Regions from separate parts of the Homo sapiens genome. Here all the other regions are linked to region 1. A link is an interaction called in ENCODE POLR2A ChIA-PET data of the cell type or tissue named here. Cell type or tissue: OCI-LY7. All regions are shown on one strand. Links, peaks and the distances in the headings refer to the core of each region. The heading gives the core; the rest is flanking DNA.

Region 1 (7,498 bases), core at 1,692-6,691:
TTTTCATAGTGGTTGTACTAGTTTACATTCCCACCAGCAATGTAGAAGTGTAAGCTTTTTAACCACATCCACGCCAACATCTATTATTTTTTGATTTTTTGATGACGGCCATTCTTGCAGTAGTAAGGTGTCCACCTGCCTCTCCACATGACTATCCATTCCTTGTGGTCAGGGGCCATGTATGACCATGGGTGAATGATCAGACACATGATGGGTGTTCTTTAACAAGCTGAGCTTACAACAGGGACTGAGGAGTTGTATGGGGGAGGCAACAATTTACCTCTACCCTCTTAGGGTTTTTCAGCTGGGCCTAAGAATTAAATTGACATAAGACACATCAACAGGAGAAAAGCAAACAAATTTATTTAATAAAGTTTTCCATGGCACAGGAGCCTTCATAAGGAAACAAAGAGCCAAAGACACAGAGTTGAACATTTACATGCTGACCAGGACAAAGAGTAGTAAATTATGAAAATGCGACAAGGCAGAGGAGATTGGGCTAGAGTAGTTGTTGGGTGGAGAAGTAGCTAGGCATCTAGGTTTAGTCTAACAAGATTTGTTTATATAGATTCCCTTCCACCTCAACTTTTTGTCCTTGATGATGAGAATGATACTTTCCTTCTGGTATCGGGAGGACATCTTTCACATGGGAATTTCCTCTCCTTCTTTTAAGAAACAGAAGCAAAGTCAGAGTGATCTTCTCGCACCTGCTGGTTTTTGTTTTTGTTTTGTTTTTTAAGATGGAGTCTCGCTCTGTGGCCAGGCTGGAGTGCAGTGGCGCGATCTCAGCTCACTGCAACCTCCGCCTCCTGGGTTGAAGTGATTCTCCTGCCTCAGCCTCCCCAGTAGCTAGGACTACAGGCACACGCCACCATGCCCGCCTAATTTTTGTATTTTTAGTAGAGACGTGGGTCTCACCATGTTGGCCAGGATGGTCTCAATCTCTTAACCTCATGATCACCCGCCTCGGCCTCCCAAAGTGCTGGGATTACGGGCATGAGCCACTGCGCCCAGCCGAACCTGCTGTTTTTAATGTCCCTTTAATTCAACATAGTCAGTATGTCAGAGAAACATATTACAGACAGTGAGAAGGCAACAGTATAGTACTAGAGGTGGGAAGGAAAGAAGCTAAGACAGCCATAGAGTTCCGTACCTGTCATCTACTGCCACAGTAATGCTACATAAAAAATGGTCATGAAATCCAGTGGCTTCAAACAATAAGCTTTTATTTAACTCATGAATGTATAGGTCAGCTGGGCAGTTCTGATCCCAGATAGACTCCCTTGTGTCTTTGTGCTCAGTTTGCAGGTCAGCTTCAGGGTAGCTTTGCAAATCTTAGCTGGGCTCTCTCACATGTCCAGGACCCCAGCCTGGGTCCATGTAGTCTCTCATCCCAACAGACTAGTCCAGGTTTTGACTCATGGCCAAGGCAGATTTCAAGAAAGGGAGTAAAGTTTCCATGACCCTTTAATGCCTAGGCTTGGACAGGCACATCTTACACCATTACTTTTGCTTCATTGCATTGGCCCAGCAATCCAAAAGGCCAGCCCAAGTCAAGAGGCAGCGAAGTAGACTCTACCTCCTGATAAGAAGAGCTACGAGCTGAATTGTAACAACAAGGTTACAAGGATGGGAATAATCAGGGCCATTTTTGCAATCAACTGCCATAGTTTTACATTGATTTAGACTCTGTGCAAATGCCAGGGCACTGTTGCAATGGGTCTTAACTTTAATGCTGTCAACTTCAGGAGGCTGCTGGGCTGCAAACCCGGGCCACTGTTCATTATTTGCACATCAGTCACCCAAAGCAAATGTTCTTTTCTAGACTGTCTTCTTAGCTGCTTCCTCCTACTGTCCAGCTGGTGTGTGTTCATTTAATTCAGACTTGGTCTAAAATTAGGGTGAGCAAAACATGATTAGAGAGGCAAATCTGTTGGAAAAAAAAGTAAAACCAAACTAAAACTAAATTTAAATACTTTTAAGTTAGCTCCATTCATATTACCTCTGTTCCCAAAATCAATGTAGACACTTGAGTTGTTCATGTGTACGTGTATTTTTAATTTAATATTTTGAATACGTAATACATTAACTAAAGTTTAAATGATTGCATGTGAATCTTCCTTCATATCCTCTGCCCTAGTCACTTAGTTCTCCTCAGAGGCAAATAATGTTATTTTTATGGGTATTTCAGAAATGCACATATAATTAGATATAAACAAATACATACATATGTTCTCTCTTTGATTCTGTTTTGCTTTTATTTTTTCAATTAACATCTTATCCATAAAGATCTTTCCAAATCAAGGCATAAATACTTTCTCATTCTTTTGTAGGTCTGCATACTTTTCCATTGTATAGATGTATCATAACTCATTTCATCAGTACCCTATTGATAGCTATTTAATTTGTTTCCATTCTTTTGCTATAGTATAATTAAATCTAGAGAGGAGAGGGCTTGTAACACAGTGATGAATTCCAAAATTTGGCCTTATAAGTGGATTGATGACAATGACTGCTCTATTGTCTCCTGATTGGAGTCTTTGTCTTAGTTTGTCATCTTGTGATATGAAAAACAAACAGAAAATTCCATGAAGACCTTGGTTTTGGCATGTGCCCTGCATTTTTGGAACTTTATGTTCTAAAAGACTTCTAGAGGAAGCCATATGGGATAGTGGAGAGATGGGAAGGAAGCAGAATGATATGATTAAAAATATAATCAGCTGGCCAGGTGCAGTGGCTCATGCCTGTAATCCCAGTACATTGGGAGGCCAAGGCGGGAGGATTGCTTGAGGCCAGGAGTTCAAAACCAGCAACACAGCGAGATCTCATCTCCACAACTTTTTTTTGAGTTAGCTGGGCATGGTGGTGTGCACCTGTAGTCCTAGCTATTCAGGAGGCTGAAGCTGAAGGATCGCTTGAGCCCATGATTTAGAGGCTGATTTTATATTATATAAAATAAGCTATGTTGCATTTTCAAAGGGCTGTTGAGAACTGTTCAGGGGAAATGCAGTTTGTCAGGTGTCTCTTCACACTTAGGGCTCTGCCATGTCAGCCAGCTGTGCGTTGCTGCTGTGGTGCTTTCTGTTCCAGGGAGTGAAATGGAGCTGTGCAGAACGGGCATCCTGAAAAAACTGTGATGCGGCCATGATAACTGGATTCTTAGGGATCCTAGAAAAACTCAGAATAGCCTAAATCAGGGGTCCTCAACCCCCGGCCACTGACCAGTACCCATCCGTGGCCTGTTGGGAACCGGGCCACACAGCAGGAGTTGCGCTGTGGGCCAGCAAGCATTACAGCCCGAGCTCCGCCTCCTGTCAGATTCTCATAGGAGTGCAAACCCTATTGTGAACTGAGCATGCGGGATCTTGTGCACTCCTTATGAGATTCTAATGCCTGCTGATCTAAGACGGAACGGTTTAATCTCAAAATCATCCCCTCCCGCCTCCCCCACCCCATATCCGTGGAAAAATTGTCTTCCGCAAAACCGGGTCCCTGGTACCAAAATAAAATGGTGAACGCTGGCCTAAATGACACAGTCACCACCTAAGATGCTAGGAGGCCACTGGTATCTTCATTTATCCAGCACCACAGTGTACACCAATTGTTTCCAAATGCTAGCTCGTGTACCTGCTGCCTCAAAATCACCCCAGATCTTTTGTAGAGCCCCAACTTATCAGACTCATGGAATCAGCCTCTCTGGAATCTAAAATAAGCTCGCTAGGTGACTCGGAAGCATCGTCAGGACTGGGAACTCTACCAAGGCAACAGTGCAGATAAACATGACTGCATTTAGAAACCAGGAAGCTCAGACCTTACAGGCTCTATATATGGAAGACACCAAATGTTCTGAGCTCTACCAGCCTGATGCTCAAGCATGGAAAGGACTTAGCATTCTCTCTGGCTTCAAAAGGTTCAAATGTGAGGCTGTGTCTCCTCCCAGCTTCTTGTTAGTCAGGTTTCTGACTGGAGCCCTGGATGAGACTCTGAAACAGTGATGTGTGAAGGATGTGGTAGGACAGTGCTGACTGAAGGACCAGCCTAAATCTCCTTCTCTGGCCTTATAATAACAGACGCAAGCCCTTTTGGGGAGCAATGAATGGTAGGGAGGAGGTTAAATTAGACACTGGGATTGGTTCAACTGGCTAGAAAACTGGTGTGAAGATGGGTACTAGGTCTAAGGCTGGGCCATGGTGCTCCTATGGGGTGGCCCTGCCCAAGGAAGAGCAGCTGCTTTCTCAAGGAATTTGTGCAGACTTAGGCCATTGGGTAGTAGTGGGAGAAAGGAGGTATGCAGATTCAGGGGGAATTGCCTGGTCTTAAAGCTCAGAATCAATTTTAGGATCTCTGCTTTCTCTGGGAGAAACTAGTTCTCCTCACTTGATCAAAGTGAGCTGAGGCTCAGGTAGGCCTGCGTCCAGACTGTAAATGGAGATGTTGGCCCTGGAGGTGGATCATCAGGGGTAGCCACCTTCTCCTAGACCTAACCTGCCCCTTCATAGAGGGAAGAGAAATTTTCCTACTTCTATGTAAATGCACTGAAGGTTTAATTTCCAAGCTCCAACTGGGATTCTAGAGAAGCAGGTGATAACACTTTGCTATTTTGGGATGTAGCTGTGCAAATAAATCTCCTTTTAAAAGTTAAAAGCAGTTTCTCAAAGTCCTAATAGTGCTCTGCATATAGTTGGTTGTCAATAAATGTATGGCAAATTAATGACAATAGGTCAATTCTCACCCTGAAAGTAAGTGATATCTAGATATAAAAATATAGCCTCTCCTATGATGCGGGGCATGCTAATGTCAAGTATTTTCTAGTGTCCTGAATCAACACTAAACTATCTGCCCACAACGACTTGCAGTAATTCTTTGTGCTTTGAAAGCATGCCACTTCTGTGGAGGAATTGGGGACTTATTCAAAGTGAAGTAACTCAGGAATGGAAAACCAAACATCGTATGTTCTCACTCATATATGGGAGCTAACCTATGAGGACACAAAGGCATAAGAATGATACATTGGACTTTGAGGGCTCAGGGGAAAGGGTCGGGGGGTGATGAGGGATAAAAGACTACACGTGGTGTACAGTGTACACTGCTTGGGTGAAGGTGCGCCAAAATCTCAGAAAGAATTTATTCATGTAACCAAACACCACCTGTTCCCCAAAAACCTATTGAAATAAAAAATTTAAAAAATAAACAGGTGCAGTGGCTCATGCCTGTAATCCCAGCACGTTGGGAGGCCAAGGCGGGACAATTGCTTGAGGCCAGGAGTTTAAGACCAGCAACACAGTGAGATCTCATCTCTACAATATATTGCCTGAGCCCAAGAGGTCAAGGCTGCAGCGAGCCATGGTCATGCCACTGCACTCCAGCCTGGGCACAGAGCAAAATCTCTCTCTGTCCCCTCCTCCACCTCTTACTCCCTCCCCAGCCCTTCAAAGCTCCCTTCCCTAGAGCAGGTACTACATCCTTCTCTCTCCCTATGTGAGGGATCTCTCTTCCCTCCAGGCTACCTTTGTCTTTTCTCATTTCTCCGGCTCTTCCACATCTCCTAAAATCCTGTTCCCATTCGTTCCCAACTCAATAAGACAAGAGCTTGTGAGTCTGCTCAGGCCTCTGCTTGGGAACCTTGGTTCACTTGGCCCCAGACTACAGGGACTGTGGGAAACAGTGGCTTCCTGTTGCATGGGGTTTAACCATATATCATATATATGATGTGTATGTGTGTGTATGGAATACTACTCAGCCATCTTGATTTCATTGTTGACCCAACTATCATTCAGGAGCAAGTTATTTAATTTCCATGTATTTGCATGGTTTTGAGGATTCCTGTTGGAGTTGATTTCCAATTTTATTCTACTATGGTCTGAGAGAGTACTTGATATAATTGCAATTTTCTTAAATTTACTGAGACTTGTTTTGTGGTCTATTATATGGTCTATCATGGAGAATGTTCCATGTGCTGATGAATAGAATGTATATTCTGGGCCAGGCGTGGTGGCTCACACCTGTAATCCCAGCACTTTGGAGTCTGAGGCAGTTGGATCACCTGAAGTCAGGAGTTCGAGACCAGCCTGACCAACAAGGTGAAACCCCATCTCTACTAAAAATATAGACATTAGCTTGGCGTGGTGGCAGGCACCTGTAGTCCCAGCTACTCGGGAGGCTGAGACAGGAGAATTTCTTGAACCCAGGAGGCAGAGGTTGCAGTGAGACAAGATTGAACCACTGCACTCCAGCCTGGGTGACGGAGTGAGACTCCATCTCAAAAAAAAAAAAAAAAAAAAAAAAAAGAATGTGTATTCTGCAGTTTTTTGGGTAGAATGTTCTGTAAATACCTACCCATTTGTTGTAGGGTATAATTTAGTCCACTGTTTCTTTGTTGACTTTCTGTCTTGATGACCTGTCTAGTGCTGTCAGTGGAATATTAAAGTCCTGCACTATTATTGTGTTGCCGTCTGTCTCATTTCTTAGGTCTAGCAATAATTATCTTATACATTTGGGAGTTCCAGTGTTAGATGCACATATATTTAGAATTGTGATATTTTCCTGTTGGACTAGTCCTTTTATCATTATATAATGTCCCTCTTTGTCTTTTTTAACTGCTATTGCTTTCAAGTTTGTTTTGTCTGATATAAGAATGGCTACTCCTGCTCACTTTTGGTGTCCATTTGCATGGAATATCTTTTTCCACCTCTTTACCCTAAATTTATGTGAGTCCTTACATGTTAGGTCAGTCTCCTGAAGACAGCAGAAACTTGGTTGGTGAATTCTTATCCATTCTGTCATTTTGTATCTTTTAAGGGAGCATTTAGGCCGTTTACATTCAATGTTAGTATTGAGATGTAATACTATTCATTGTGCTATTTGTTGCCTGAATACCTTGGATTTTTAAAAATTATGTTATTGTTATATAGGTCCTGTGAGATTTATGCATTAATTAGGTTCTATTTTGGTATGTTCCAAGGATTTGTTTCCAGATTAAGTGCTCCGTTTAGCAGTTCTTGTAATGCTGGCTTGGTAGTGGCAAATTCTCTCAGCATTTGTTTATCTGGAAAATACTTTATCTTTCCTTCATTTATGAAGCTTAGTTTCACTGGATACAAAATTCTTGGCTGATAATTGTTCTGTTTAAGGAGGCTAAAAATAGGACCCAAATCCCTTCTAGCTTGTAGGATTTCTGCTAAGAAATCTGCTGTTAATCTGATGGGTTTTCCTTTATAGGTTACCTGATGCCTTTGCCTCACAGCTCTTAAGATTCTTTTCTTTGTCTTGACTTTAGATAACCTGCTGACTATGTGCCTAGACAATAATCTTTTTGCAACGAGTTTCCCAGGTGCTCTTTGAGCTTCTTTTATTTGGATGTCTAGATCTTTAGCAAGGGCAGAGAAGTTTTCCTAAATTATTCCCTCAAATATGTTTTCCAAACTTTTAGATTTCTGTTCTTCCTCTGTAACACCAATCATTCTTAGGTTTGTACATTTAACATAGTCCCAAACTTCTT
Region 2 (7,498 bases), core at 1,196-6,195, 150 kb before region 1:
AGTAGCAAGATAAGTTCAAAATGAATCAAGGTTTATGTTTCAAATTACCAAAATAATTGGCAGACTGGTGGGTCAGTGGATTGGTTATCTGGCAAGTTCTATAAAGAATTAGAAAGGAATAGGATCATTGCTCTGATGGCCAATAGAATAAATAATAGCAGACATAATCATATGTATCAATTTAAAAAAACAGAGCACTTGATACACATTCATCCATTCGTTCATTCATTCATTCATTTATGAAAACCATCACCCAGTTCTTCCTATCTTTACTAGAACTTTGAATTGAAAATACTTTATGTTTTCTGGCTGATTGGAAAGCTGAAAACAAAAGAAATAAAGACTTCGTTAGTAAAAAAAAAGAAAAAAATCTTTGAATAACAACATAGTAGTAAAGCTGGGTCTAAAAAAAATAGAAAAAAAATTCTATTTTGCTTTTATCTTTATCAAGGAAAATAATCTTCAAATTGGACAAGAAAAACCATTTAAGTTAAAGGAAAATCAGTACAAAATAAATTCTAAGGAACTGAAAGACTTAAAGATAGGATGATTATAGCATCCTTTTCAATAATCTCTAGGAGAATTATGAAGAACAAAGATCTCAAAAACTAGAATAGGGAAAATACTTTTATTTCCTTAATGAAGAAAAGGTGGTTTCAAGAATGGATTATGAAACAGTTTATTTGAGAGCACTCAGACGAAAAGGAGGTCAAGGCTAAGAACCCAAATGGTTTCACACACAAGTCACAACAGACTAACTCCATTTCCTTTCCTCGTGGTAATTCTTGATTTGAAAAACAGGACAATGACACAGAACATTCTTTTTTTCATGAAGATCTTTGTGGACCACGCAGTCAGATAAAATTCACTGATGGTAAAATAAGCACATCCCAAGAGTGCTGACGTATGGTTTGATCTCAACCCAAGATAAGACTTCTAGTTCTCACAGAGCTCAACACATCTGTCAATGATCTGGATAGGGATCTGGAAGGCGAATCTGCCAAATTTGCAAAGGGTAAAAGGCTAATTGTATAAATAATATAATAAATGCCGGGGCCAGGCACAGAGGCTCACGCCTGTAATCCCAGCACTTTGGGAGGCTGAGGCGGGCGGGTCACAAGGTCAAGAAATCGAGACCAGCCTGACCAACAAGGTGAAACCCCGCCTCTACTAAAAATATAAAAATTAGCTGGGCGTGGTGGTGCATGCCTGTAATCCCAGCTACTCGGGAGGCTGAGGCAGGAGAATCGCTTGAACCTGGGAGGCGGAGGTTGCAGTGAGCCAAGATGGCACCACTGTGCTCCAGCCTAAGCGACAGAGTGAGACTCTGTCTCAAAAAAATAAATAAATGCCAAAAATACAATTCAAACCAAAAAAAAATAAGCAAAAATAAAAATAAAGCTCCACATGTAGTTTCAAAAACCTGTTTGCTCAAATACAGGACGGGGAACATCCGTCCTGTTGATTGATTGATTGTATAATAAGATCCATAAGAAAGAAGGATCTCAGGTATTTTAGTTAAAGTGAACTCAGCCTACTGATACCAGTTAAAAGATTGATAAATCTCAAAATCATTATGCTGAGTAAAAGAAGCCAAATACAAAACATACAAACATGAAATTCTGGAATAGGCAGCTACAGTGATAAACATACCAGTGGTTGCCTGTAATTGGGGCAGGGGTTTGGGGGTGGAGAGCACTGACTGGAAAGGGGCACGTGAGTATTTTCTGGACTGATGGAAATACTCTACATCTTGACATGCACCCTTCAGAACTGATTAAATGGTGTAGTCAATATCTGAGCATCCTGTGGTATGCAAATGATACCTCCTCTCAAAAAAAAAAAAATAGGAGCCACCAGTTTGAGATGGCTGTTAAAAATGGAAACACTGTCAGAGGTTTTTATTAATAGATACAGAGTGTTCAGAATCATGAAGACAAAATCTCAACATCTTCTGCATGTTTCAGGCTATTGGGGCCAGATCCAGGTACCACATTTTAAGGCACTGACATCGTGAGGCAGACCTAAGGGAGAACCTAGAAGATAGAGATTGAGGATCTATAGAATATGAGGAAAGGAACCGAGGATATTCATCATGAAATGGCAGACACTCAGGAGAACATGACAGGGTCCTTAAATACTTGAAAGGCTTTCATGCAAAAGGAAGTATCTACTGTGCATCTCCAGGGAGCAGAACAAAGTCCACGAATAGAAGCTGGAGGGAGGAGAATCTGGGCTCTCCCTTACCAGAGAACTTTAATTCACAAATGAATTAGTGAACAAATGAACAGCAAACTGTCCCAAAGTAAAATGGAAGCACCTTTTGATATGGCAAATTCCCCATTAATAGAAATGTTCAAGTATAGAACAAAAGATTGTCTATCACAGATGGCACGGAGAAAATTCTTGCAAAGGGTGGCGGAAGGCTGCACCAGATATTGTAATATGTCCAGATTCCTGCTGGACATCGCCCCTTGGACCCACAACAGAGGCTTCAATTCAACCTGTCCATGTCTGCATTTAATATACAGCCCTGCAAGCCTACTCCTTTACCTCTGCCTTTCTATGAGCGGTATAATCACTTCTCCCATCATCCCAGGTGAATCAGAAACCATGCCCTGCAGACTTAGTCCTCAAACACACCCCAGCATCAGCTCTCACCTCCAGTCTCTCTCCACTGAATCCATCCTCTCCATTCTGCCAGATCCATCATTCTATAATGCAAGTCTAGCCATGTCATTCCCCTACTAAAATCCTTCAAAGGGACCCTATCACCTCAAAGCAAACTTTAATCTCTTTAGTAAGGCACAGGTGAGGTCCCCCAGGACCTGGCCTCTACATAGATACCTTCCTCCAGCCTCGTTTCTCACTACTTCCCACCTGGAAATTTGCATTCTATTAATACTCAAGAGCCGTGCACATTCCCCACTGATCATGCTTTGGCCCTTGCTCAAGGTCTCTCTAGACCTGGAAAAGCATTCCGACCTTGCTTTGTATCCTTTTAGGTTCAGCTGGGGTTTCCTCTCTCAGAAGTCCTCCTTTGTCCCCCAGATAGCATCACCTGGCCCTCATTCTGGCTCCCACCGCACCCAGCGCTCTCCATAATCTTATACCTCACTGTATTTCAGTGACTTGATTTTGCGAGTGTTTTCTACTGGATTGCCGTTCATCAGGAATAAGACCTCTTACTTTTCTGCCCCTGGCACCTCGAATCTTTCCTAGCACACAGAAAGGGCATTATTCATAAACGCTTGTTGAAGGAAGTTAAAGAAACTGCACTGCAACTCCGTTTCTCGGTTTCTTAACAGTTAAAAGGTGATAAAGACCAAGCTTGGTGGCTGACACCTGTAATCCCAACACTTAGGAAGGCAGGTGGATCACTTTGAACTCAGGAGTTCAAATGAGAACAACCTGGGCAACATGGCGAAACCTGTCTCTACCAAAAAAAAAAAAAGATATAAAAATTAGCCAGGCATGGTGGCTCCTGCCCGTGGTCCCAGCTACTGGGAGGCTGAGATGGGAGGACCGCTTGAGTCTGGGAAGAGGAGGTTGCAGTGAGCCGAGATCGCACCACTGAACTCCAGAAAAAAAAAAAAAAAAAAACACAGTGATAAGAACACCTGCTTCTCTATACCTCAAGGGGCAGAAAAACCACAGGGGTTAGGATAAAGTAGGGGTGGCTCTCCCGACAACTGTACCATTGAGAGGCGCTGCAAGCAAGTGAAGACATTAACCACTGCCTCCCACATTCTGGAACTGTGGGGCTGCTTCCAGAGCCCAGGTCCAGAAAAGACAGCTGCTCTGCTGCGTGGAGTCTTTTCAGGGGCTTTTCAGGATTTCCAGAGAGAAGCCCCTATGAAATTGGATGTCTTAGAAAAAAAAGATGCTTTGGGGCAAGTTCAAAATATTATTACTGACTACGAAAAATATCATCATGCTGACAAGCAAACCGCAGCGAAGAAACAGAAATTGATCTTCTCTTCCGTGATCAAGCTGACAAACGTGTTTGAATCTTCTTCGGTCAGGGTGCAAAAATGCAACAGCCCCTTCTCTGACGAAAAAGCCACTGCTCCTATGCCTCCCGTGAGCAGGTTCACAGGAGCAGCGGGCTGAATGAACGAATAAGTGGATCCCCAGTGCAGGTTCTTATTTACCCATTTCAGACATGTAGACACAAGAGCAAAACAAAGTGTTCCACTTCTTGCTCTCAATTTCAATTAACAATAACAAAGGTAACAGTCTCAGAGGAGACTCAAGGCAGAAGCTGAAACAAATAACAGTCAACTCCTAGATATCTGTGCTAATCAGGGAGAGAAAGACATGCATAACTTAAAAGAACATCGACCAAAAAAAAAAAAAACCCTAATGTTTACTTTGAGCAATGCTTCAATTGCTGTCCCCACTACAACCTATTTGAGTTACTAATGCTACTTTACTTGGCTTCCCTCCCTAAAGATGAGTAAAATCAGAGCAGAAAGCCCTCTTTCAAACAACCCCCTCCTCCCAGCCTCTCTCTCTGCATCTGGCTCAGAAACATCACAGAGCCACAGTGGGCACAGGCAGCTCCCGATCAGTGCCCCACTTGCCTTTGCATCCTTGGTATCCAGCACAGCATCCGCTTCATTGTAGATGTTCGACAGTTGTCTGTGTAATGGACCTGAAATGATTCCTAACAGAAATATGCTCAAGTTCCAGTGTGGGCATTAACTCCTGACTAATCTCTTATTCCCTCATGTGAAAACTAAGGAAAGTAGATTAGGTCATCTCTGGTGTCTCTTGGGTACTACCGGGTTGCACACATCCAGGGAGCCTCCACTCACATCTGTGCTCTAGGGGTTGTCATTGACATGGAGCACAGTGGCAGTGGTCCCCTTGGAGCTGTGCAATTGGCACACTAGCTCGGTCTCCTCTAGTTTTATAAATCAGTTAAAAAAAAAAAAACCATAAGCAATCTTGGATGATTAAGTATGCATGACCTATTTCAATCAAATATTTGCTAAGTGCCTGGTAACCTACATCGAGCAGAAATATTTACCTACAAAGACCTTACTAACGAGTTGCAGAATTCAGGCGCATCATGTAAAGGTAACTAACATAAGGAGTCAGAATATGATCAATGCCAAATGAATGGGACAGCCTATACATGCTACGAGTCATAAAGGAAAAGAGATCTCTGTGACTGGGGAGGCCAAACTTAGAAGGGGCCTGAGGCCCTAGCCCAGCAACAGATATCCAGTCTTGTCAGAAGCCACCTGTCCTTGTGCATGGGTGTCACAGTAAATCACCATTGTAGTCTGAGAATATCAACTAACTTGAATATTATTTCTTGCTTTTCAGAGCAGCAGGGGAAGAAGCAAAATACCTCTGTGAACAACACACTGAGTAAATGCCAGGTGGCTACACAGATTTAGGCCAAGCTCAGGTTGTTATGTGGGACACATGCACCTGTCAATAGGAGGCTTGTATGTATTTTCGTATTTTCAAATGCTTTATTTGAACTATTCAAACAGACACCTCCAAATGAAACCTATACAAATAGAGGAATGCTACAGTGACCATAATCCCCCAAAGTCTACAACCCCCAAGTCATTTCAAAATGTCTGGGGAAGGCTTTATGATTTTCTGGCAGCAAGTTTATTTTCCTGATCATGTTTTGCTCCAGCTCGTGCAGAATGACGCTGCGTTCCCTGAGCACATATGCACCGACAGATGGTGTAAGAGGACTAGAATCACACTAACTCCTTCAGAGGAGCCAGTTTGGAATGCAAATTTAATTTTCAGAGAAGTTAAACAAGGCAAATCGAGAACTGACTCTGAAATCTGAAAGCCATACAAAGAATGAAATGTATTCCTAGGAAGCCAAACTATGTCCCCTACGTGCGTATTACACACATAGCAGTATACCAAACACTACAATTGTTTCGTCGCCCACCTTTCAACTACAGGGTGGCAGGCATCCTATTCATCTACAGATACACAGCATCTGGCACAATCGGTGCTTGGTGAACATGTGAAATGAAAATTAAATTAATGGGTATATAAATGATAGCACAAATGTGGGAAGTACTGTGCTCTGTGATGGTCGTTGTCTGAGCAAACACCAATCTGAATATGAATACAGAGTGTTGCACACAAACAGGACCTCTTCGGAGTATCACCTCTAAAGAAATAGCTAACCAGTGCTACACAGAACAGAGAACAGCCAGGTGGAATGCCAAACACCAGTACTTTGCTTCTCTCTCCTTCTCTGAGGCCAGGCTGCTCAGCACATGTCAAATTAACCACAGGGAAAAAAAAACAGCTGCTAAGATCTCTTTTTCCAAACCACCCACCTCTCACTTACTGCTGGCCCCGTTTCTAAAAGGAGCAAAGAAAAAGAAAGCTTTGTCCTTGCAATAAACAAGAGAGTTACAGAAGCCCTCTCCAGATCCTTCACCAATCCATCTAATGGGTTCAGCTCAAAAACAGGGAGAAGTGTGGTCCAGCATGAACTTGACCTAACATGAACCATTCAGAAACGAGCCAAAGGTAATCAGAGGACTGGTTCTGATAAAATCAGAACATAAGGGTGTAGAGGTTACAAACTCTTGACAGTTTTGCTTTTCAGAACAATATATTGCAAAGAATGTAGGACGCAATCGAAAAACCCAAGTGCTAATCCTGTCTCTGTCACTAACAAAGGGAATGACCCTGGGCAAGTTACTTTGCCTTGCTGAGCCTGTTTTCTCATCTGTGAAATGATGCAGTTAACCCTAAACACCCCTTCCAGCTCCATGAGACCCCCCACCAACCTAACGCACCAAAAGTCAATGGCTATCAAGTTGTATGCATTCTGTAATTGTTACTGATGTATTATTATTATTATTATTGCTATTTATTATTAGTCTTTCTATGTAATAAAGACACAAAGCAAAGAAGGACAAATTAAAGAGCCTCCACTTAATTATTTGGCCATTATTATTAATTGCCCTCTTGCTCACAATCTCCCTTTGTGATAGAAAGGACAGGTTCTTATATTCCCATTTGGGAGATAAAGAGTTTAAATCGGGGTGGGCACAGTGGCTCACACCTGTAATCCAAGCATTTTGGGAGGCCGAAGCAGGTGGATCACCTGAGGTCAGGGGTTCGAGACTAGCCTGATCAACATGGTAAAACCGTGTCTCTACTAAAATTACAAAAATTAGCCGGACGTGGTGGCAGGTGCCTGTAATCCCAGACTCAGGAGGCTGAGGCAGGAGAATCGCTTCAACCCAGGAGGTGGAGGTTGCAGTGAGCTGAGATCGCACCATTGTATTCCTGCCTGGGGGAGAGAGCAAGACTCCATCTCAAAAAAAAAAAAAAAAGTTTAACTCATATCCAGAGATCACAAATTGTGCTGTCAACAACATAGTGCTATAGAGAGATAATCCAATTATAATCACAGACGTAAATTTCTGGGAGAAAGTTTGATGTTAAAAGGCCTCATCAGAGACACTTACTTTAGCTCGTTGGTTTCCAT
Region 3 (7,498 bases), core at 1,196-6,195, 52 kb before region 1:
ATGTGATCTAAAAATTCCAAAAGAAATGAAACTATATGTCTACAAAAAAAGTTGGATAAGAATATTCATTGTAGCTTTATTTCTTTTGTTGTTGTTGTTGAAACAGAGTCTCGCTCTGCCGCCCAGGCTGGAGTGCAGTGGAGCCGTCTCAGCTCACTGCAACCTCTGCCTCCCGGGTTCAAGCAATTCTTGTGCCTCAGCCTCCCAGGTAGCTGGGACTACAGGCACGTGCCACCACACCTGGCTAATTTTTGTATTTTTAGTAGAGATGGGGTTTCGCCATATTGGCCAGGCTGCTCTCGAACTCCTGACCTTGTGATCCGCCTGCCTCGGCCTCCCAAAGTGCTGGGATTACAGGCATGAGCCACCGCACCTGGCCATGGCTTTATTTCTAAAAGCCAAACTTTGGAAACAATGCCAATGTCTATCAATAGACTAAAGAGATAAATTGAGATTTTTCATACTGTGAGATATTGCCCCACAATAAAAAGGAGCAAACTATTAATGCATACAACAACGTAGATGAATCTCAACAATATTATGTTAAATGAGAAGCACCAGACACAAAAGAGTACACACAATGAACGACTCCACTTATGTGAAGTCTAGCAACAGGAAAAACTCATCTATGGAAATAGAAATCAGAATAGTCATTGCCTGTGAGAATGTAGAGGGAGGGTGGGCCACAGGAAAGGAGCATGGGAAAATTTTTTGGGTGATGGCAATTTTCACATTTTGATTAAACAATTAAGTTTAATCAAATTATACACTTAAGGTCTGTGCATTTTACCATATGTAATTATGCTTTGAATAAAAATAAATTAAAATAAAGGGATGAAATGAGTTGCTTCTTCCAGTATTATGCTTTGGCACTGGAAGTATTTAAGCTAGACTAATGCTTATCAGAGATATTGTGGACGGTTCAAATTGGGAGTTCTGATTAAGTAATAAAAAACAAGCCCTCAGATTTTAAGACTTCGGTGTGATACTTGATATGTAATGCTGAACTAATCATGTATTTCGGAATAGGCAAAACCTGCGTTCATCTTCTATTTTGGAGAACTCCACGTAGATATGGAAACTTATGTTACCGAAAACTTTCTTGAATCTGTTTATTTTTCTTTTCTGAAATTCTTCCCCTATTTACCATTACCTCTAACTACTTGCCTCCTGAAACGCAAACCTTTAGCCACTCTATGTTCCTGTATCTTAGAACATGTGGTGTTTGCACATTTCCTTTGTTAAACATCCTCCCTACTCCCACTTCCCATCAACTTCTGCCCTTCCTTGAAACTACACAGAAGTCAACTGCACCAGTAAGACTCCCCTATAAGCCCTGTGGCCCACAGTTTTAGTCTATTTTTGAGTCTAGATTACCTGTAGTATAGCAATTATCCCAGGCTAAATGATGCCAAGGTCCCTTCCCGCTCAAAGAGTCTGGCTCTTTGAACAGGGGAATCTGGGCTTGAAGAATGAAGAGAAACAACCAAGCCATCAGCAGTAGCATCTTCATCAGGTTCTGCATGAGGTAGACTGAATGACAGAATATGACCTGGGTCATTTCTGTGAAAACTATATTACTTAGAATTAAGTCAGAAGTTTCAATCCCAGCTGATTAATAAGAGAACCAGTTGAGATTGCCAAACTTGTTCAGACTTGGAGACTTGCCATTTTGGAGCTAGATGAGAAAGAATTCAACTCAGTGGTTGCATAAGAATGGGTCTGTGCAGATGACATGGAACATGGTGGGTTGAAAGAAAATGGGTGAATAAAACCCTAGGCTAAGTGCTGAAGCTAATATTTACTGATCACTCTCATGGAGTCAGATCCTATGCTAAACACTTTGTCCATTCATCTTATTTAATCCTCACTGTGACTCTCTGTACAGAGGCTAAGTAGTGTGCCCAAGGTTTCACAGCTAGTAAGTACTAGAACTGGGTCTCATTTCCAGGTCTATTTGACTGCAAAGTCCATATTCTTGCTCACTAGGCTCTAGTAAGTCCCAGAAAGGAATTGCCAAAATCATTTAGCCCTGTTTCTTGGTTCCAGGTACCTCAGCCACCCCAAACTGGCTAACTCCTTTCCCATTATTTTTAGGATTACTGGGAAGAGAGGTCTGCAGCATTCCTCAGTAACCTGTCTCAGTGCCTCTAATATCTGCAGCAAGAACATTCTTCTTTGTGTTTCATCTGAGTCCTCCCTACTTTTGTTTTATCATTCATAGGTGAGATAAGGCTCCGTTTATACTTATAATTTCAGTGAAAGCAGGAGGCTGCAGAAACCACTGCCGTAAGAACTTTAAATATTCTAGTGCATCTTCTGTTTGTCTGAGAGTTGTCAGGTTCCTCTAGCAGTGCAGTCTGGAGCCATATGAGGGGAGATTAATGAGGGGACATGGGGGGTCAAGAAGCAAATATTCATTAAAGAGATCAGGAAATGGGTTTGTCCTCATTAAGGCATAATCACAGCAGACCATAGAGCATAGTGGAATATGAAGCTGTGGTTTAGCCAAGGAAAATGCAAGGAACAAATCTTATAGACATGGGAAACAGGAGCAGGAAACCTTAGCACTGTTAGGCTGAAGTTGTGTAACAGTCTTCTCCCCGTGGTCATTTTGACTAAATCAACTAAAACCATGTCTAATATATTTAGCACCTATGAGGAACTCATTTCTCCTCCCTCTCCTCTTCTTCTTGTGTGCATGTGACTGGCTTACTGGACAACCTTTATTTCAAAAGCAGTGTTGTGAGAACCCAGAATATGGCTCTTGCTCAAGAGCCTCTCCTCAATCCTGAGTTGTAGCCCAAGACATCACAGATCACTGAGCTGGGGTGTGGGAGGTCCTCAAGCTCTTGTCTTAATGCTGGTAGAGGGCAGAGCTCAGATATGAACACAGGCAGTTGAGCTCCAGAGCCTGTGCCCTTAATCACTTCATTGTTCCTCAGTTGATTTGTGATCGTGATATCCCTAATCCCCTGACAAAAGAGAAGTACCCTTGGAGATCTAGCCAGTGGTTTACAACCACTTGAAAATTTCAAGCAGCAGAACTAGATTTATTACAATTAAAACCTGACATGGAACCTCAATGTATGAAACAGACAAAAGCAGATGTATGGTACTGAGGCTGTGGGGGGCCCAGGGTTTCTAAAGCCCTGCTTGCTTAACTCTGCCAATCCCTAGGGTTCTGCAGAACACACAGTGAGAACTACATCACTCTGTTAGCAACCAAGTAAATTGAAAATTGACATGTAATAGTAAAGTGACATGTTTTTTCTTTTTATCTCTTTGCATTTCTTTCAACCAGATAAGAGAAATGAGACTCAGGACAAGTAGACAGAGCAAAGGGAAAGGGACAGAGCAAAGGGAAAGAGCCAGTGCACAGGGCGTTATCAGAGAGCAGAGCTGAGCAAGGCACTGCAGTGGGGCATCATGGTCAAGGTGAGCCGTATGAGATCACCTGCAAGTACAGGAAAAAGGGACAGGCCATTTGTGCCTAACACCAGCCCCAAGAACTTTTGAAGGAAAGGTAAAGACAGGAAACTGTGAACTGGGCCAACATGTGAACAGCTTTCTGCCCTCTAGCATCCCTTCTTTTTGTCTATGCAACAATCACATGTACTTTGCACAAGCCCAGAAATGGGAACCCGGTTTTCTGTCCTTTGCTTATGTTTGTAACCTTTCCAAGCCTACCTCAGGAAGGATGTCTATTGAGCAGGTGGGTTTGTGAAATTTCCAACAGGAGGAAGCCGTTTGCTACAACAACAGCTCAGAGGGTTCTTCTGCACTCCGCACTTCAGCAGTTGTGCCAGCTGGGTAAGGAAGAACACAAAGGGAACCAAAGCTGTGGGCTGGTGCATTTGAGTCAGAGGCCTCTTTAAATGTAATTGATGGAGAGAGAGATTGAGAGAGGATTATAATAGTCAGGCTGCCCAACTACTTACGTAACCACACTTAGTGAAGACTCCCCAGATCCAGGAGCTGGATTTTAATTTGCCATGCTCAGAAATTCCATTTTACCAAAGCACATGCCCTGATTTGGGCCATTATCAGTTTCCTGGATATTGTCCATTTTCCTTTAAGCCAGTCTTCATCCTTTCTTGCCCTGCCCTGTGCTTCAGGAGACTGGCACTTGGCTTCCAGTTGGCTTTGGCCAATTGGAGGCACTGCGAGGAGATCATAGTGTGGCCAAGAAAGGAGGGCAGGGTAGTTATTCCCCTACTTTCCTGCCTTCCAGGTAGTTATGGGTTAGCTATGTCCCTTTACTGAAGGCCTGCCGCTGTGGGGCCGTTTTCTTCCATCCAGCTGTTCTCTCTGGGTGTCAGTAACTGCCCCTTCCTCTGGTCCCTTCAGGCTCGGGTTGGTAAGAGTTTCCCCCACTCTTAGCCCAGAATACTGCATTATCTCATGTAAGTTTTGCACACTTTATAAATCATAGCTTTTTAAAATTCATGTTAAAATATCCAATTGCATATGCCATCTCAGAACACTTCTGCTATTCAGTCAACATCTGTCAAACTGACAGTATGGAAACGAAGATCAGAATAACTGCCCCCCAAGACTGTGATTTTATCCCATAACTTTATTAGTTTAGATTATTGCAAATAGTTTTTGTTTGTTTGTTTGTTTGTTTTGTTTTTTTATTATTTTTTTTTTTTTGAGTCGGAGTCTCACTCTGTCGTCCAGGCTGGAGTGCAGTGGTGCAATCTTAGCTCACTGCAACTTCCACCTCCTTGGTTCAAGCAATTCTCCCACCTCAGCCTCTCAAGTAGCTGGGACTACAGGCACACACCACCATGCTGGCTGATTTTTGTATTCTTAGTAGAGACGGGATTTTATCATGTTGGCCAGGCTGGTCTCAAACTCCTGAGGTCAAGTGATCTGCTCGCCTCAGCCTCCCAAAGGACTGGGATTACACATGTGAGCCACCACACCTGGCCACAAAGAGAACTTTCCAAAGCTCTTAAATTTGACCTATGTACTATGCTGCCAATTTGAACAAGCTCCCTGCAGATGAACGGTAGTGCCTGGGTAATAACCTTGTTAAATATGTATAGGTGTTAGATAAGCTTACTTTTTCACTCAATTGTGTAAGAACGTAAAACTAAAACTGTATAAAAACAGTAAATTATTAAAAGTGACTAAATATTAATAGGCTATAGTACAGTAATTCAGTGCACAGGCTTTAAGATGAGACAGATAGGGATTCACATCCATTAACCGTGGCCTTTGGAAAGTTACTTCACCTCTCCAGTCTTGGGTTTCTCATCCATAAAATCATCATGATAATTGAGTGCCCACTTCTTAACAGGTGTTGTGAAGATTAAATGAGATTCATAAAGTATGAGTACTGTGGGCATTTGAAAAATACTAGCTATTGTTGTTGCTATTAATTTTAATTTGCAATTCTGTAATGACATGATATTGAGCATCTTTTCACATTCTTATTTGTGCACTGTATATCTTCTTTGGTGAGGCATCTGCTCAGATCTTTTGTCCATTTTGTATTTGGGTTGTTCATTTTCTTATTGTTGCATTTTAAATGTTCTTTTTATTTTTATATGGCAGTTCTTTATCAGATATGTCATTTATAAAAATTTGCTTCCAGTATGTGGCTTGTCTTCCCATTCTCTTGATACCACTGCTATTAGTAAGTTAAAATAATGATATACTTTAAATTATCTCAGAGAGTTGTCATGTGGATTATATGGGTTTATATATATATTTAAATGGAGTTTTGCTCTTGTTGCCCAGGCTGGAGTGCAATGGTGTGATTTTAGCTCACTGCAACCTCTGCCTCCTGGTTTCAAGCGATTCTCCTGCCTCAGCTTCCTGAGTAGCTGGGATTATAGACTCTCGCCACCACGCCGGCTAATTTTTTTTTGTATTTTTAGTAGAGATGGAGTTTCACCATGTTGGCCAGGCTGGTCTCAAACTCCTGACCTCAGGTGATCCACCCGCCTCGGCCTCCCAAAGTGCTGGGCTCACAGGTGAGAGCCACTGCGCCCGGCCTATATAGGTTAATGTTTTTAAAGTACTTAGAACAGTACCTGGCACATAGTTACCAGCTATATGAATGTTAACTAATATACAGATAATAGTTAAGTGTGAATACCTAGAAATAATTTTATTCCTTTCCCCCTATCTTTTAATTATTCTCAGTCACTTTTCAAACTACCTTTGGATTTCTTAAATAGAAATAGACCCTTCTAAATTCTTCCTGAATTTTTTCTTGGAGTCAAAAACCTTCCTAAGCACATGTAAGGTTGTTTTAAGTTCTGATTTTTTCTTTAAGAGATGGGGTCTTGCTTTGCTGCCCAGACTGGAGTACAGTGTGATGATCATAGCTCACTGTAGCCTCCAACTCCTGGGCTAAAGTGAGCCTCCTGCCTCTGCCTCCAGAGTAGCTGGAACTACAGGCACCTGCCCCTACATTCACTGAATTTTTAAATTTTTTGTGGAGATGGGGTCTCACTATGTTGCCAAGGCTGGCCTCAAACTCCTGGCCTCAAGCAATCCTCCTGCCTCAGCCTCCCAAAGTGTTGGGATTACAGGTGTGAACCACCGCATCCAGCCCTGATTTTTAAGCATTGGTCAGCTTGCTGTCAAAAGCTATCTCGAGCAAGTTTTCTTGACTGTTTCAATCCTCACACTCCCAAATGAGATCTTAGATATATTTTTAATATAGTGATACAGCAACTGAAACTTTGCTTACTAATCCATCCTCTCACCTTTACCCTACACCAGCAACATAAGGCAGGGAAACAAGTGGTTAGGAAGAAGTGTCTAGGTCCGGAGCTGTTTATTATCTGGCAATTTAGAGATGAATATCCACTAGAGAGACAACTCAGAAAGGAAAAATGCTTTCTTCACGAAATGAGTCAAGATTAGTGCTCTCAAAGTGTCAAATTTATGATAACAGAGGAATATGAATTTCTTATTTAGACCAGATAAATGTTTTTATGACAATTAGTCCTTGAATTCATGACCTGTGTTTGGTTACAGAGAGTAAGGCACCCATGGCCCGGAGTGACATGCTGCTCTCCTTATACTTCCTTCCCTTATCCTCAGGACTTAAGCTTAAACTGCCTCCTTTCCTGTGGGAGCCAATGGACCCTAACACCAGAACTCTCCCCTTCTGGCTGCAGAGCAGCAGTACTGAGTACATGAGTCAAGCCACTGATACCCCATGGAGCTTGAGAATGTGAAACTTACCATATACAAGAAAAAACTTAGGGAGACTGAAATTTGACTATTTCTCCAAGGAAGGTGGTAGATTCCAAGAGAAAGGGGGATTGGATGGGGAAGCAGAAGGAGAAGAGGTTAAAAGGAGAATAAAAATGAGAGAGAAGATAGGAAGAAAGGAATGTCTATGAGGGATGCCCTCCGAAAGCATAAGCAGTAAGATCCAGCCCTTTGTAAAAGGTACAAAGGAGAAAATTATCTAAAAGAGGCACAACCCTTTATCTCTACCTGTGTCTGCTTCCCTCTATATTAGCCA

What was found. Peaks named below come from ENCODE experiments on the same cell type or tissue, not always from the same donor. Only the 100,000 strongest peaks of a DNase experiment are listed, where the experiment ranks them.
Region 2: POLR2A ChIA-PET joins it to region 1 with 5 read pairs; 2 of 35 experiments call an interaction of 5 or more read pairs at or near these places.
Region 3: POLR2A ChIA-PET joins it to region 1 with 5 read pairs; 7 of 35 experiments call an interaction of 5 or more read pairs at or near these places.

What each region holds. Positions count from the first base shown.
Region 1 is chr11:121,380,208-121,387,705 of GRCh38, reverse strand. No RefSeq gene overlaps it. Among named protein-coding and RNA genes, the nearest start is that of SORL1, 68 kb to the left of the region's middle. In OCI-LY7, for the core only: a CTCF peak has its summit at 1,846 (motif pointing left); a DNase peak (open chromatin) is centred at 1,835; H3K4me3 peaks cover 530 bases; H3K27ac peaks cover 2,662 bases.
Region 2 is chr11:121,532,533-121,540,030 of GRCh38, reverse strand. SORL1 (sortilin related receptor 1) reads right to left here. Exons shown (of 48, transcript NM_003105.6): 12 at 7,479-7,498. Among named protein-coding and RNA genes, the nearest start is that of SORL1-AS1, 83 kb to the right of the region's middle. In OCI-LY7, for the core only: CTCF peaks have their summits at 3,682, 5,489 and 5,697; DNase peaks (open chromatin) are centred at 1,850, 3,670, 5,340 and 5,710; H3K4me3 peaks cover 2,901 bases; H3K27ac peaks cover 4,847 bases.
Region 3 is chr11:121,431,627-121,439,124 of GRCh38, reverse strand. SORL1-AS1 (SORL1 antisense RNA 1) reads left to right here. Exons shown (of 3, transcript NR_183636.1): 3 at 1-967. Among named protein-coding and RNA genes, the nearest start is that of SORL1, 17 kb to the left of the region's middle. In OCI-LY7, for the core only: no CTCF peak of the experiment used is centred there; a DNase peak (open chromatin) is centred at 3,804; H3K4me3 peaks cover 1,157 bases; H3K27ac peaks cover 5,000 bases.